Regions from separate parts of the Homo sapiens genome. Here region 1 is linked to region 2. Evidence: chromatin contacts called from ENCODE Hi-C or POLR2A ChIA-PET data. All regions are on one chromosome and are shown on one strand. Each heading gives the region's core, a stretch centred on a gene start or an enhancer-like site at or near the end of the contact. The rest is flanking DNA. Distances are from core to core; before and after follow the strand shown.

The links. A loop is a pair of places that touch in the nucleus more often than their neighbours do. ChIA-PET counts read pairs that join two places held with the same protein, here RNA polymerase II (POLR2A).
Region 1: a map of Calu3 shows a loop between it and region 2 (2.5-fold over the local background). The contact joins the enhancer-like site here to the promoter of LINC00691 in region 2. A Hi-C loop is called at or near these places in 1 of 168 maps with a recorded cell type or tissue (Calu3). POLR2A ChIA-PET finds 5 or more read pairs at or near these places in 4 of 52 experiments (Caco-2, GM12878, OCI-LY7 and 1 more).

What each region holds. Positions count from the first base shown.
Region 1 is chr3:24,180,511-24,187,667 of GRCh38, forward strand. All of the region lies in intron 5 of THRB (thyroid hormone receptor beta), which reads right to left. The region is part of intron 3 of THRB-AS2 (THRB antisense RNA 2); the gene reads left to right. Among named protein-coding and RNA genes, the nearest start is that of THRB-AS2, 33 kb to the left of the region's middle. Within about 2 kb of position 5,426, at least 5 of the 41 ENCODE cell types and tissues checked have a DNase peak (open chromatin) inside an H3K27ac peak, as active enhancers do.
Region 2 is chr3:24,099,270-24,105,651 of GRCh38, forward strand. LINC00691 (long intergenic non-protein coding RNA 691) reads right to left here and starts at 3,978. Exons shown (of 2, transcript NR_026834.1): 1 at 3,311-3,978; 2 at 705-2,277.

The sequences.
Region 1 (7,157 bases), core at 4,176-6,675, 83 kb after region 2:
GGTTCACAATATATAATAATCCTATGTCAGGTCAGTGCCATGGAGAATAGCTCTGGACCTTGGAGAATTTCTGACTCTAATCTTACTTGAAAAGCTCAGCTGTTTCTGAATTTCTGGGACCCGGGCAGTGTGGATAGAGGCTCATATTTATTCCAGTTCAATCAAGAAGGCTGAACTGGCCAAGACCTGAAAGACCAATCTGTAAATACAACTCACAGAATTAGCCACAGAATAGAATAACTGGAGAGATAAACCAGCCCTATGCCAGGGCAGGTTGTAAGCACAGGTGATACGGTTCCCCCATGTATGTGCTTCCTAGACTGCAATGCCACTATCAGAGGCTACCTTTGGCATGAGGTCGCTGCATCTCCAGGAGTACTCAAAACTCAAAGCCTCCCTGCCCTGGAGAGGTAAGGATGTAAGTCAGTACTGGTCACCAACACCTTCAGGGGAATAAGTTTTTTTTATGGAAAATGAGAATGTTTTCAGAATGTGAAGAGGGAAGAAGCCTAGACTTCGTAGAGACTGAAAATGGGTTTGGATAGCCTGAAGACTCCTATTTTCCTGGGAAAAAGATATCCTCAAGGGAAGTAAGGACACTGAAAGAGATGGTTTAAGGCAACTGATTTCCCAACTTATCCTGGAACTGGTCTTATGTTTTCATGATGATCATAGCTTGTTTTAGGGGGCTGGTAATGATTTAATATATTTTTCCTTGTCTTCCCCACAAGGGAAAATATGATTATCATATTGGAGGGCCACTTTAAAAATGGAGTGTAGATTCATCTATTTGATTTCTTTGTGGTCAGTTAATCTCTGACTACATTCTTTGTTGGAGAGAATTATTGATTTAGCCAAGGTTAAATAGCTGGTAAGCGTCAAAGCCAAGAACCAATGGTCATCTGTTCTAAACATTCTCCTATGTGTTTACTAAGTGCTGGGCAAAATCCCTAAGATACGATGCAGCAGGCCAGCTGTGTAAGGTGAGGCCTTTGGGGATATCTTGATAGCCTATGATCATTACGTCATTCACACATTTGTCTAGATTTGGCTGGAAACTCTTTGTAGTTTAAACCTACGCTCAGGGTCAGCCCTTGACAAACAGTGAGATAGGTGACATTTGTCTTTAGAGCCTTGACAATGAAGTGAGTGCTGCTCACAACCTGACAAGCTGCACAGTATTACTTGTTACTTGGCAGTCCTGCTCCTTATTATTATTCTTTTCCTTCTCTCTTATCCCTTGCTATCCTTACCCTGTTCATGGCCTCCTTCTAGTCCCATTCTTTCCATTGTCTTTATTGGACCCTGCCAAGAGTAAAAGGAATCTTATCCAATTCATCCATTTGGAGAAGCTAATGACTTGATAAGATATTCAGCCAGTAAGTTTGCGTTTTGAAAGACCACAGTGGGGCCAGGTGCGGTGGCTCGTGCCTGTAATCCCAGCACTTTGGGAGGCCAAGGTGGGCGGATCACGAGTTCAGGAGATCGAGACCATCCTGGCTAACACAGTGAAACCCCATCTCTACTAAAAATACAAAAAGTTAGCCGGGCGTGGTGGCGGGCGCCTGTAGTCCCAGATACTCGGGAGGCTGAGGCAGGAGAATGGCGTGAACCCGGGAGGTGGAGCTTGCAGTGAGCCGAGATTGCGCCACTGCACTCCAGCCTGGGCGACAGAGTGAGACTCCGTTTCAAAAACAAAACAAAACAAAAAAACAAACAAAAAAAAGAAAGACCACAATGGAAGGGCAATGATAGAATTATAAGCATTCAGGGCAACTTGTAGGAGATGTCCTGGGGAAGGGAAAGACTGAATTCCAGTGATCACCTACGATGTCTTTGTAAGGCTGACCCTCCCAATAATACCTTTCCAACTTCAGTGCTAGGTACATTAGCAATCCACTTGTATCTGATTTTGTCTGAAAACTACCTGATGGAAGAGTCAAGGGATTTGGCTATTACATCTGTTCTGCCTGCGTCCGTAATATTCCTGGCTTTAGAAACTTCAATCCTGCCAGCCACAATATAGTGATTATTCTGACGTGGGCATTCTGCATTCCTAATGTCCAATGTGGTTCTCATAGTCTTTCTGGCTCATTGTAAGAAAAATAACTCCCATCTATTGAGCACTCACTGTGTCCCATGAGATCATTTAAGAGCTTGTTTCTTTCCACAATTCTGTGAAAGAGGGTCCACATTTTACAGACGAGAAAACTGAGGCTCAAACAAAGTGACTTGCCCAAGTTTCAATGGCTGGTAAATGGCAGCACCAGAATATGACCTCGGACTGTATAAGTAGATACGTGCTGACCTCTACTGCTCCCATCACAGCAAGTCTGACCACCCTGCATCTTTACCTGACAGTAGAGCAGTATTTCCTCTGCAGTTTCAAATTCTTTCCTTTGGGTCTGGAATGTTCTTACCCTTTAAAGTCATAGGGGATTATAACTGTAGAGAGCTCTGACCCTGGGGCCAGATTGCCTGAGTTAGAATTCCAGTTCAGCTACTTCATTTTCCCCTTGATTTCTTATTTAAAGTTTTAAATTTTAAAAGAGTCTGAGAAAAAAAATACTTTGGTTGTTGCTATGGACTTTTTTTTCAACTGTTTATGCCTCTACTAGAGCTGTGCACATGATGTTTTGTTTGGCGTCCCTTCATTTATTTTTATATAGTTCAATGTATTTCAAGGTCAGAAAGGGTGGCAAAAACTGGAGGAGGTGGGCACAAGGCTAAGAGGTGTGTTTATATTCTAAGAACAGTTATCATTGTTTAGTCTCTCCTAAGTGTCAGGCACTATGTTGGGGGCTTTATACATATTATCTTTCATCTTTTTTCTTTTCTTCTTTTTCTTTTTTCTTTTCTTTTTTTTTTTTTTTTGAGACAGAGTCTCACTCTGTCGCCCAGGCTGGAGTGCAATGGCGCTATCTTGGCTCACTGCAACCTCTGCCTCCTGGGTTCCAAGCGCTTCTCCTGCCTCGGCCTCCTGAGTAGCTGGGATTACAGGCACACGCCACCATCCCCAGCTAATTTTTTTTTGTATTTTTTGTAGAGACAGGGTTTCATCATGTTGGCCAGGCTGGTCTTGAAACTCCTGACCTCAAGTGATCCACCTGCCTCGGCCTCCCAAAGTGTTGGGATTACAGGTGTGAGCGACGGCGCCTGGCCTTTCATCTTTTTTTTTTTTTTTTTTAAATTAAATCCTTCATTGAAATATCTTTCATCTTTACAACAAATCTGAAAGCTAGATATTATTCCTCTGTTTAAAACTAAATGGACTGAGGGTTACAGAGGTTAAAAAATTTTCCCTGAGCTGATGATTTAAAGAGCAAGAAATAAACTGAAGCCTAACTGTAAAGCATATGATAATAACATTAAACAAATTTATGCACATCATTATTCATTAATACATTCATTAATATTTATTAATACGTTCTTGTAAAGATTTTTGAATGTGGTTGCATATGGAGTTAATCCTTCTTATTCCGCCCTTTTCTAAGGTATCTACTGAAACAAGTTTGATGTATATCTGGGAACTTTTTTCTGTGCACATTTGTAAACACACAATTATATAGACTTTTAACGTTATAAATGGGATTACACTATTCTTAATGCATGCTTACTTTCAATAAGTATTCCTAAAATCACTTCTTTTAAAAAAGCCTGTTTTTAATTTTTCTGGTGAATGCTTTGGATGTACCACAATTTATTGGAACATTCCCCAGTGGACAGACATTTAGATCGCTTCCAGTTTATCAGTAACAAAAAACAAAGATGCAAAGAACATGTTTGAACAGACTTGTGCCCTGTGTAAGTATTTCCCTGGGACAGAGTATGATGAGAGGTATGGTTGGGTACGTCTGCATCCTTTGGCGTGACAGACACTGTTCAGTTGGCCTTGGAAAGCGTGGGGTGGTCCATCCTCTGCTCTGTGTGCATCTCAACGAAAACTGAAGTTAGATGAACCAGGGCCTTGAATTTCTGATATCTACCTCCCTTTGACATTGCTGTTTCCAGTTTTTTGTTTTTTCTTCCCTCCAATCTCGTGAGTAGCTTTTCTCCCCCTTGGCTTTCTATTTCTGTCTGCCCCAGTATACGTATGGGGTACTCGTCCCTGCCTTTGAAGTATCAAATCACACAGCTATCTGACATATGCCCACAGTGGGGAGAGAGCCATCGTTCTCATGTTGATTGCTAAGGTTCCCAGAGTGCCCTTGAGGTATAAGAATCACTGGCACTCTCAGTTGGGACTGCAGATCCTGATGTATGATGAGTGGGGCAGAGTAGAGAGCAGAGATGGATGGAGCAGATGGTAGTACTGGCGGAAGGGCACAAGCTTTTTAATCCTCCACCTTTTAAAATACTCATTCACCTGGAGATGCCCTTGTATTTTACTTAAGGACAAAGATAGCAATCATCTGCTGAAAATGTGAATGTCTAACATGAAGGATTATAATGCACACAATGACTTGCATTTATGTCTCCAACTTTTAAGACACTTTGTTATTTTGGTAAATGAGAATGGCACATCATTTGAAATTGTCATCACTGATTTGATTCATTTTTTTTGTCTTTATGAAGAGCATGAATTAATAGTTTTCCCCTTTGCTGACATAAGATATTGTTTAAAAAATTACTTTAACTTGTCTAAATCTTGAGGACTGGTTTAATAAAGTATGATACATCTATAAAGAAGAATAATCTATAGCCAATGAAAGTCAGGACTCAGAATATTTAATGACATGGGAAAATGTTCATGATATATTGCTAGGCATTAAAAGCTGGTTAAAATGGTATGCCTAGTATGATCCCAGGTTTATAAAAAATACACATGCACAGAGAAAAGACTGAAATGTAATAAGAATGTGCAGTGCTTACCCTTGGGGAATAGAACTTCAACTGATTTTAAAACATTATTTGCAATTTTAAAAATTTGTAGAAATTTTTTTTCTACCATGAACATATATAGGCTTTTATAATGAGAGGAAGTAACTTGTTCTTAAAATTATTTTAACTGATTCCCTCTTGCCTTCCTGGGTATCTGAGAATCAGTTTTAAAAATATTAAGCACAGAGACATTTCTGTGAGATCACTGATGGCTGCTCTCCTTTTTCTGAGTCCACCAGGGAGGTGGGTGAGTCCCTGCCTTGTTTCTCCCCTTGGGTTTCACTGTTTCAGGGAGGTCCCTGATTGACATAAAAGTGTAAAGGCCTGACTGCCTGGGTTCAGCAGGGCTGGTTAGGTCCAGCTCCAGGGATCCATGCATCCGTCTAGAGCCCATCCTTGTGGGACTGGGGAGACCCTGTGGTTCCCAGAGAGAAGTACAGTAGGGCATGAGAGGGTAGAGGGGTGAAGCCTTGTAAGACTTCAGGGGAGGATCAGGGCCCCAGTCAAACAGTGTGGGGTTCTCAGAAGGGCTCAAGTCCCAGGGTGATCTGTTATTAGGCAGTGACTAAGCAGACCTTCCAGCTGGCAATTGAGATAAGCTAGGCCCAAAGACAGGCCCAACCAAGAATGGAGGGACTCAAGTGGCTCCCCACGTGCAGTCAGGGAAGGGAAGAAAAATGCACATTTCCTAAGTGCCCACCAGGTGGCAGACCCTTTCCTGTGCAACGAGTTGAAGAGTATTTTCAAGCTCGTCATGATACCCAGGTATTAAGAATCTGCACTGGGCTGGCAAGAACATAGAAGGCTGGGCCCCTCTCTAGAGATTCACTAGTCTGGGTGGGGCCTGAGAATCTTATTTCTACCAAGCTCCAGGTTCTCCTAGTGCCACTGATTGGTACTACCACACTTTCAGTAGCACTGGATATATCGTCTCAGACTGGGAAGGGAGGAGGAGGACAAGGAGTAGGATGTGGTCCTTATGGCTGAGCAATTGGTTCAAATTGTGATTAAAGTGCCAAGGAAGTGTGGCATGGAAAGAGCGGGTGTGGGTGGGTGGGGTGAGTTGCAGAAGGGAATGGGTCACTTGCTCCTGGTTAAAATAGCCTCTGATACTCCAGCAGATTCAACAGAGATCTGTTGTGAGATCTGCAACAGAATGTAAGGGCTCTTCCATAGCTCTCATTCTAATTAAATGTGTTACCAATTAATTCACTTAGGATGCTTACAGCAGACAGAAGCATAGGTATATGCAGGTTAAAATAAAAGCAGTAAGGCCGGGTGCAGTGGCTCATGCCTGTAATCTCACCACTTTGGGAGGCTGAGGTGGGTGGATCACCTGAGCTCAGGAGTTTGAGACCTGCCTGGCCAACATGGCGAAATCCTGTCTCTACTAAAAATACAAAAATTAGCTGGGCATGTGGTGCATGCTTGTAATCCCAGCTACTCAGGAGGCTGAGGCAGGAGAATTGCTTGAACCTGGGAGGTAGAGGTTGCAGTGAGCCGAGATTGCGCCACTGCACTCCATCCTGGGCAACAGAGCAAGACTCCATTTCAAAAAAAAAAAAAAAAAAAAAAAGCAGTATTCAGAACAAAATGAAAAACAAAACCTTAGATAGCTACCCAAAACCCTAAAGAAACAATATTTAGAGTACTATCAACTATTTGAAGTGAAAGACTATTTTAAAAATCTGGTCCATTATGGAGCAATACATGGTTCTACTGCACAGGACTTTTACATAGTTCAAACCACATGTGACTGACCAGGCAAGTTTGACAATCCCCAACTAACTGTCTATATCCTGTTCAGTGAAATGAATTCACTGATCATGCATTTGGATGCCAGTGGCAATGTCAAACTGCTATAAAAGTTCCTAAAGCTTACTCTCAGTTTCTGTATTTGCATCAATAGAAATGGTAATAACCACTTTGCAGAAGAGTGCCAGTCCCCAAACCACGCTTAGAAGTGCACTGGTCTAGCCTGGCTAGATGACTGATCTGGCAGATGGGCTCACTGCACAGCTTCAAGGAAGTCAATTTGTTCTTTGGATCCTGTTGTGCAGAATTAACTTTTGTATCCTCAGGACTATTTTGTTCGTATCATTTCTACATGGGGTCCTTGGAATAGGGCTAGTTGGATGTCCTTTTGGCCCTGCTGCCATTTTCTTATGCTTGGACATCAAGGGCAATATCCTGTATACAGTAGGCACTCAATAAACACCGATGAGTGAATGCATAGATTACTAGCCCAAGACTGAGATGTCAAGCATTCTTGTGGG
Region 2 (6,382 bases), core at 2,728-5,227:
TCTTTTTTTTTTTTCCAGACAGTGTCTCTTCCTGTTGCCCAGGCTGGAGTGCAGTGGCACAATCATAGCTCACTGCAGCCTCCAGCTCCTGGGCTCAAGCAAACCTCCTGCCTCAGCCTCCCAAGTAGCTGGGATTATATTATTACCCTGATCCATGTAATCCGCCTCCATGGACATGCTGAGAACCTTAGTTTCCTGGAAAGGATCATAGTATTAGACATAGTTTATTGAGTACTTATAATATGCCCAATACAGTATTAATAACCTTATATATTAATACATTGTCTCAATAATCTTTTTTTTTTAATACTGAGTCTCGCTCTGTCACCCAGGCTGGAGTGCAGTGGTGCGGTCTCGGCTCACTGCAACCTACGCCTCCTAGGTTCAAGCGATTCTCCTGCCTCAGCCTGTAGCTGGGACTACAGGTGCCCACCCCCACGCCCAGCTGACTTTGGTATTTTTAGTAGAGATGGGGTTTTGCCATGTTGGCCAGGCTGATCTTGAACTCCTGACCTCAGGTGATGTACCTGCCTCAGCCTCCCAAAGTGCTGGGATTACAGGAGTGAGCCACCATGCCCGGCCTCAAAAATCTTTAGGATGTAGATGTTACTGTTATTATTATTCGCATTTTATAGATGAGAAAAGTGAGGACCTTGCATAGGGTCTCATGTCAATTAGTAGCAATCAGGACTCAAACCCAGATAGTGTTAAACATTATGTTTTACTGACAGGCATTGATAATACAGCAGGAACCAAACACTCTTTGAAATGAATATATGCCCTCAACATTTGCATAAATACATGGAGCTCCATTTATAGTTCCTTGGGCTGCTGGCAGTTCATTCTATATAGACTTTGGAAGCCCTTTAAAGTAATGACTTTTTTTTTTTTTTTTTTGAGACAGGGTCTCACTCTGTTGTCCAGGCTGAAGTGCAGTGGTGCTACCATAGCTCACTGCAGCATCGACCTCCCTGGGTCAAGTGACCCTCCTGCCTCAGCCTGAGGGTTGCTCTGGCTGAACTTGAACTCCTGGGCTCATGTGCTCTTCTTGCCTTGGCCTTCCAAAGTGTTGGGATTACAGGTGTGAGCCACCATACCCACCCTAATAATGACTTTATAATTTGGCTTCATCCCACACATATTCCCACTGCTCCCTGAAATGCTCCCTTACTGTTTTGTTGGGAATCTTGTTCTGATCTTCAGAATATAAACACTCTTGGCTCTAGTGAATAATCATTACAGATGATATGACAACCTGGGTGGCTTTTAAGTCATATATGGATGAATTTTGAATCAGATGCTCTCTCAAGGGGATTCTTCTTCCAGAATCCACAGTCTCGACTCTGCCTTCATGCACTCGTAGCCCAGAATCCCTGCAGGGGCTGGTGTGCGTTTCCCATGCTTGCTGATCCTGCATATATACTTTGTAGAAACCACTTACATTACAATTGCTCCTTTAGCTTCTGTGAATTAAAGTAGTTTTCCATTTTGGTGCTTCCTCCTAGATTATGACATATGTTGAATTTAGGTCAGTTAAAGGGCTCATGGGAAGAGTTTTTGCTAGGACTCTAATTTGTTTACTCAAGATGGAATGGAAGACCTCTTGGCACATGTCCCATGAAGCTGACTGGCCAGCAGTAGCTGTATTGAGCAAAAAGTCCATTCAGGTTCTGGAGTGGAGACTGGATCCAGTTGCTTATCGGGAGCTCTGGGAAGGGATGGGGCCCAGTCTATTATTGTCACCAGAAAAGAAGCATACGAACTGCTTACTTTTGACAGTTGCTTAGGAATATTCAACGCAAGACCTTTATTAATATAAAGCTTCCCTGTGTTTCTTCCTCTCTGGTCACTGAATCTGTGGATGATGCAATGACAGGACGCCGACATTCTAAAACTTATTAACTCTGGGCGGATGCGTGCTCTAGAATGAGAGACAGAGTTAGTATGCTGCTAGATAGGCATGTGTTGATCACAGGTAGAAAGGGCTGCCAATGGAACAGCAAGCCAAGGCCGATGGTAATGAGTCAGGGGTTTCCGTTTCTCATCTCTTCCTCTGAAGGGCTCACCTCTCCAGGAGGGAGGGCTCACCTCTCGCCCAGGCAACTGTGCTGGCCTCCAGCTGGGTCCCCCGACTCCAGGCTGTCCCCCTTGGATCCGTCTTCTCTGTTCAGAGTCTCTTATCTCTGTGCTGATAGTAGACCTGGTCTACTCCCCATTTTGTGTTGCTTCCAAGCTCTTGAGGGAGGGCTCTTTCATGCAGAGGACTGGGTAGTTGCTCTGTGAAATGTGTGGAACAAATGAATAAATGAATGAGAAGAGAAGGGGATAATTTTGCTGGGCAACACCCTCCATCAGTGGTTCTTGGTCTGGGGCCACATCTGAGCTATCTGTGGATGTTTTCAATAATATCCAAGTCAGGACTCCACTGCAGACCAATTGCTTCAGGAACTAGAGTGAGGCGAGGACAGCTGTGTGTTTGAAACACTCCAGCTGATTCGAATGTGCATCTCTGTGTGGAACAGCTGCCCTAGATTGGTGGGTCTCAAACTTGATTGCACATTGGAATCATCTGGAAAGTGTTCAAACACTTTTTTTTTTTTTTTGCCCCACCCCAGTTTCTGATTCAGTAGGCCTGGGGCAGGGCCCAGGAATTTACATTTCTGACCAGTTTCCCTGCAATTACTCATGTTGTGGGTCTGGGGCCCACATTTTAAGAACAAACACCCAAGATTTTTCAACAGCTGTAATGCTTTGTGTTAACAGTACTCAGTCTTTAGCTGCATATTAAAATCATAATGGGAGCTTTCACAACATACTGTTGCCAGAGTCTCACTGTAGCTCATTATAACTGAAATATGTGGGAGGAGCCTTGGGCATCTTTTGTTTGTGAAGTTTCCCCAGGTGATTCTCAAGCACAGTGAGGTATAAGAAATGCTGCTCTAGATTTTTGCCACTGAAAGCATGGTCCTGCGACTGGCAGCACTGGCACTATCATTGTTTGGGAGCTTGTTAAAGACGTAGAATCTCAGGCCTTACCCTGGACCTACTGAATCTGCATTTTAACAAGACACGTGGGCAACAAAGTTTGAGAAGCACTGCTCTAGAGAGCTCTCTTCATCTCCTATGCTCAAAGAATGATTTGTTTCTTATCTCCAATATTACAGTGCAAATTCCCTCAGGATAGGCTTCTTGATTAATTTATCCTCAAGCCTACAGCACCTAACACAGTGCCTTTTTTCATACAGAGGTGCTCAATAAATATTTTTGAATGAATAGATTTTCCTGTGAGTGTTATCTCCAAGGTACTTACACACTTTTCTTCTTCCCACCATCTGCTCCTACTACCTTCCAGGTAACATATACCTCACATTGTCATATCACTTTAATCACCTCCTGGTAGACTTTGAATGTTTTCACTCTCTGAATCTTATGTTGGAATGTGATCCTCAGAATTGGAGGTAGGGCCTAGTCGGGGGTGTTTGGGTCATGAGGGAGGATCCCTCATGAATGGCCTGGTCCCTTCCTCATGGGAATGAGTGAGTTCTTGCTGTTAGTTTACAATTTAAAGGAGCCTGGCACCTCCTTCTCTCTCTCACTCCTCCTCTTGCTATGTGACATGCCTGCCCCCCCCTTGCCTTCTACCATGAGTAAAAGCTTCCTGAAGCCTCACTAGAAGCCAACTATAGCCACTGCCAGGCAGAAATGTGAGCCAAATAAACCTCTTTTCTTTACAAATTACTCAGCCTCAGGTATTCATTTATAGCAATGCAAAACAATCTAACACACCCCCAAACCTAACATCATTAAAAATATATCTCATGGGTAGTAATCATTTTAGACTTGCTTGGTATTTCAAGGAAAAACAATCTGGACTCCTTAGGCTCCATTTTTCTAGAACTCGTTGCTACCCAAAGGTTTGCTGTGTGGGCCCAAGGCTTTGGTTTCATCTGCTCTCACATAATGGAAGTTAACATTCTTCTCAGAATTTCCATCACCATGGTTACTGGCACTGAGTGGCTTCCCTTAGAATCTCAGAAACATTCCTGTAATTATTTTTTTCTGGTAATGTATAGAAATTAAAACAAAAATTAAAGATGCCCTATCACTGGGCACTGTTCATTTGCCTCACCACGGTAGAAATGTTTTACCTTTAGAGCCATTTTAATGCTCTTGAGAAATGGTCAAGTTGAACATCTTTGGGAATGAGTCAATCTCAGGAGGCTTCTAGAAGCCAAGTGTGGTCAGCAGAAGAATGCCCCTCCAAGTCCCAATTAGTCCTAATTATTCTACATCTTAATCATCCCCCGCTTCCCAACATGTGAATATTACCTTATCTGGCAAAAGGGTCTTTGCAGATGTGATTAAGGTTAAGGACCTTGAGATTGGGAGCTTATCCTAGATTATCCCAGTGGGCCCAATGTCATCAAAGGAGTTCTTAAAAGCTGAGAATCTTTTCTGGCTATGGCAAACCAGAGAGATGGCAGTGTCAGAAGAGCTTGACCTGCCAGGAATGGGGAAAAGGGACCAGGAGCTAAGAAATGAGCATAGTCTCTAGAAGCTAGAAAAGGCAAGGAGACAGATTCTGTCCTAGGGCTTCCACAGAGGCACCAGCCCTGCTGACACTTTGATTTTAGCCTAATGACACCTGCGTTGGACTTTTGATCTACAGAACTGTCAGACAACAAATTTGTGTTGTTTGAGCCACCAAGTTTGTGGTGATTTGTTATAGCAGAAATAGAAAACTAATGCAGAGAGCAAGGCACCTTTTTGTTTCTAGGTATGTTTGGAGGTAAAGACCAGGTTACAAGCATCCAGTGACAAGTCTGTTTTGTTACATTCTTTTGCATCACATAGATCGTCTCAGTTATCAGAAAATGATTTTGTATTTTGGCATAAACTCTGTTTCTAAAATTTCCATCCTTCCCCTCCCTTGATGTGAAGTAAACTTCAGAGGATCCGGTGTCGGGATGGAAGGGTAATGAATGTGGCAAGTTGTGTTTGAGTTTGAAGAGTATAGATGTGCCCCCAAATATCTACTCTCACCCAATGTTTGAAATTTCATTATTAGAGACCCATGGCTTGCATCTTCTTCAGTTTTCCTCTATTACAGGCACTTATACCTCCAGAGAGGTAACTGCTATAAGCCCTTGTAGGAGAATTTGGTTACTTTACCACTCCCTGTGGGATGGATATGAGATATTATATGGGAAAGGCAAAGGAAGGAGCAACCTTCCTGCCATCATGAATTTTTTTTTTTTTTTGAGACAGAGTCTTGCTCTGTCACCCAGGCTGGAGTGCAGTGGCGCAATCTTGGCTCACTGCAACCTCCGCCTTCCGGGTTCAATCGATTCTCCTGCTTCAGCCTGCCGAGTAGCCGGGACTACAGGTGCACGCTGCCATGCCAGGCTAACTTTTGTATTTTTAGTAGAGACGGGTTTTCACCATATTGGTCAGGCTGGTCTCAAACTCCTGACCTCAGGTGATCCACCCACCTCGGACTCCCAAAGTACTGGGATTACAGGCGTGAACCACCATGCCTGGCCACCATCATGATTTTGTCAAGAACTATTTATCTAAGATAGTCAAGGAAAGTTAAATGAGATGCTGAAGGAAAATTGTGTGTGTGTGTTTATTTAGTGCCTATTCAGTGCCAGGTGTTTTATTTAGGCTACTGCATCTAGCCTTTCAACAGTTCTGTAAAATGTCAGGTGAGGGGTTTTCTTTTACACTACTTACAAGCTAATAAATTAACCTATTAATGTTTAAAATGTATTTTCCAGCGAGTATTAGTCTCTTATTTCTGATGCTAGCCAAAGACCTGAGACTCCTAGGTCAGAGACAAAGAACTTTATTACTCACCATCACAGCAAAGAGCATCAGCATCAGCTCCCTTTGCTACTAAGATTCAAAGGGCAAGCTGACACAGATCCAGAGGTATACTATACGCACAGTGGGTTTGTGTCATAGCCAAGGAACATTGAGCTTGAAGAATCTACTACTTTTATAGCAAGTAGTAAGTAGTTGTGTTCTTTGTTCCAGGGTGGGAGACATTACTTTGTCCCTCAAGTTGCTCACTGCAAGCACAACCCTGACAAATAGCCTGGGTAAAGAGTACACAGGGCCTTGGATTCTTGGCATACCCTACGCGCTGCATATGGGTTTGAGAGATCCATGGAGAGAACTGTCTCTCCCAACACAAAATAGGTATTATTATTCCTATTTCACAAACAGGAAAGTTGAGGTAAAAGAAAGTTAAACATCTAATGTAAGGAAACAAGGGGTAGTGAGACCAGGATTCAAATCTGTATCTATATTCTGAAGCCCATGATCTTTTTACCATATGTTGCTGTCTACTGGGAGGGCTCTTGGAAAAATAATTATA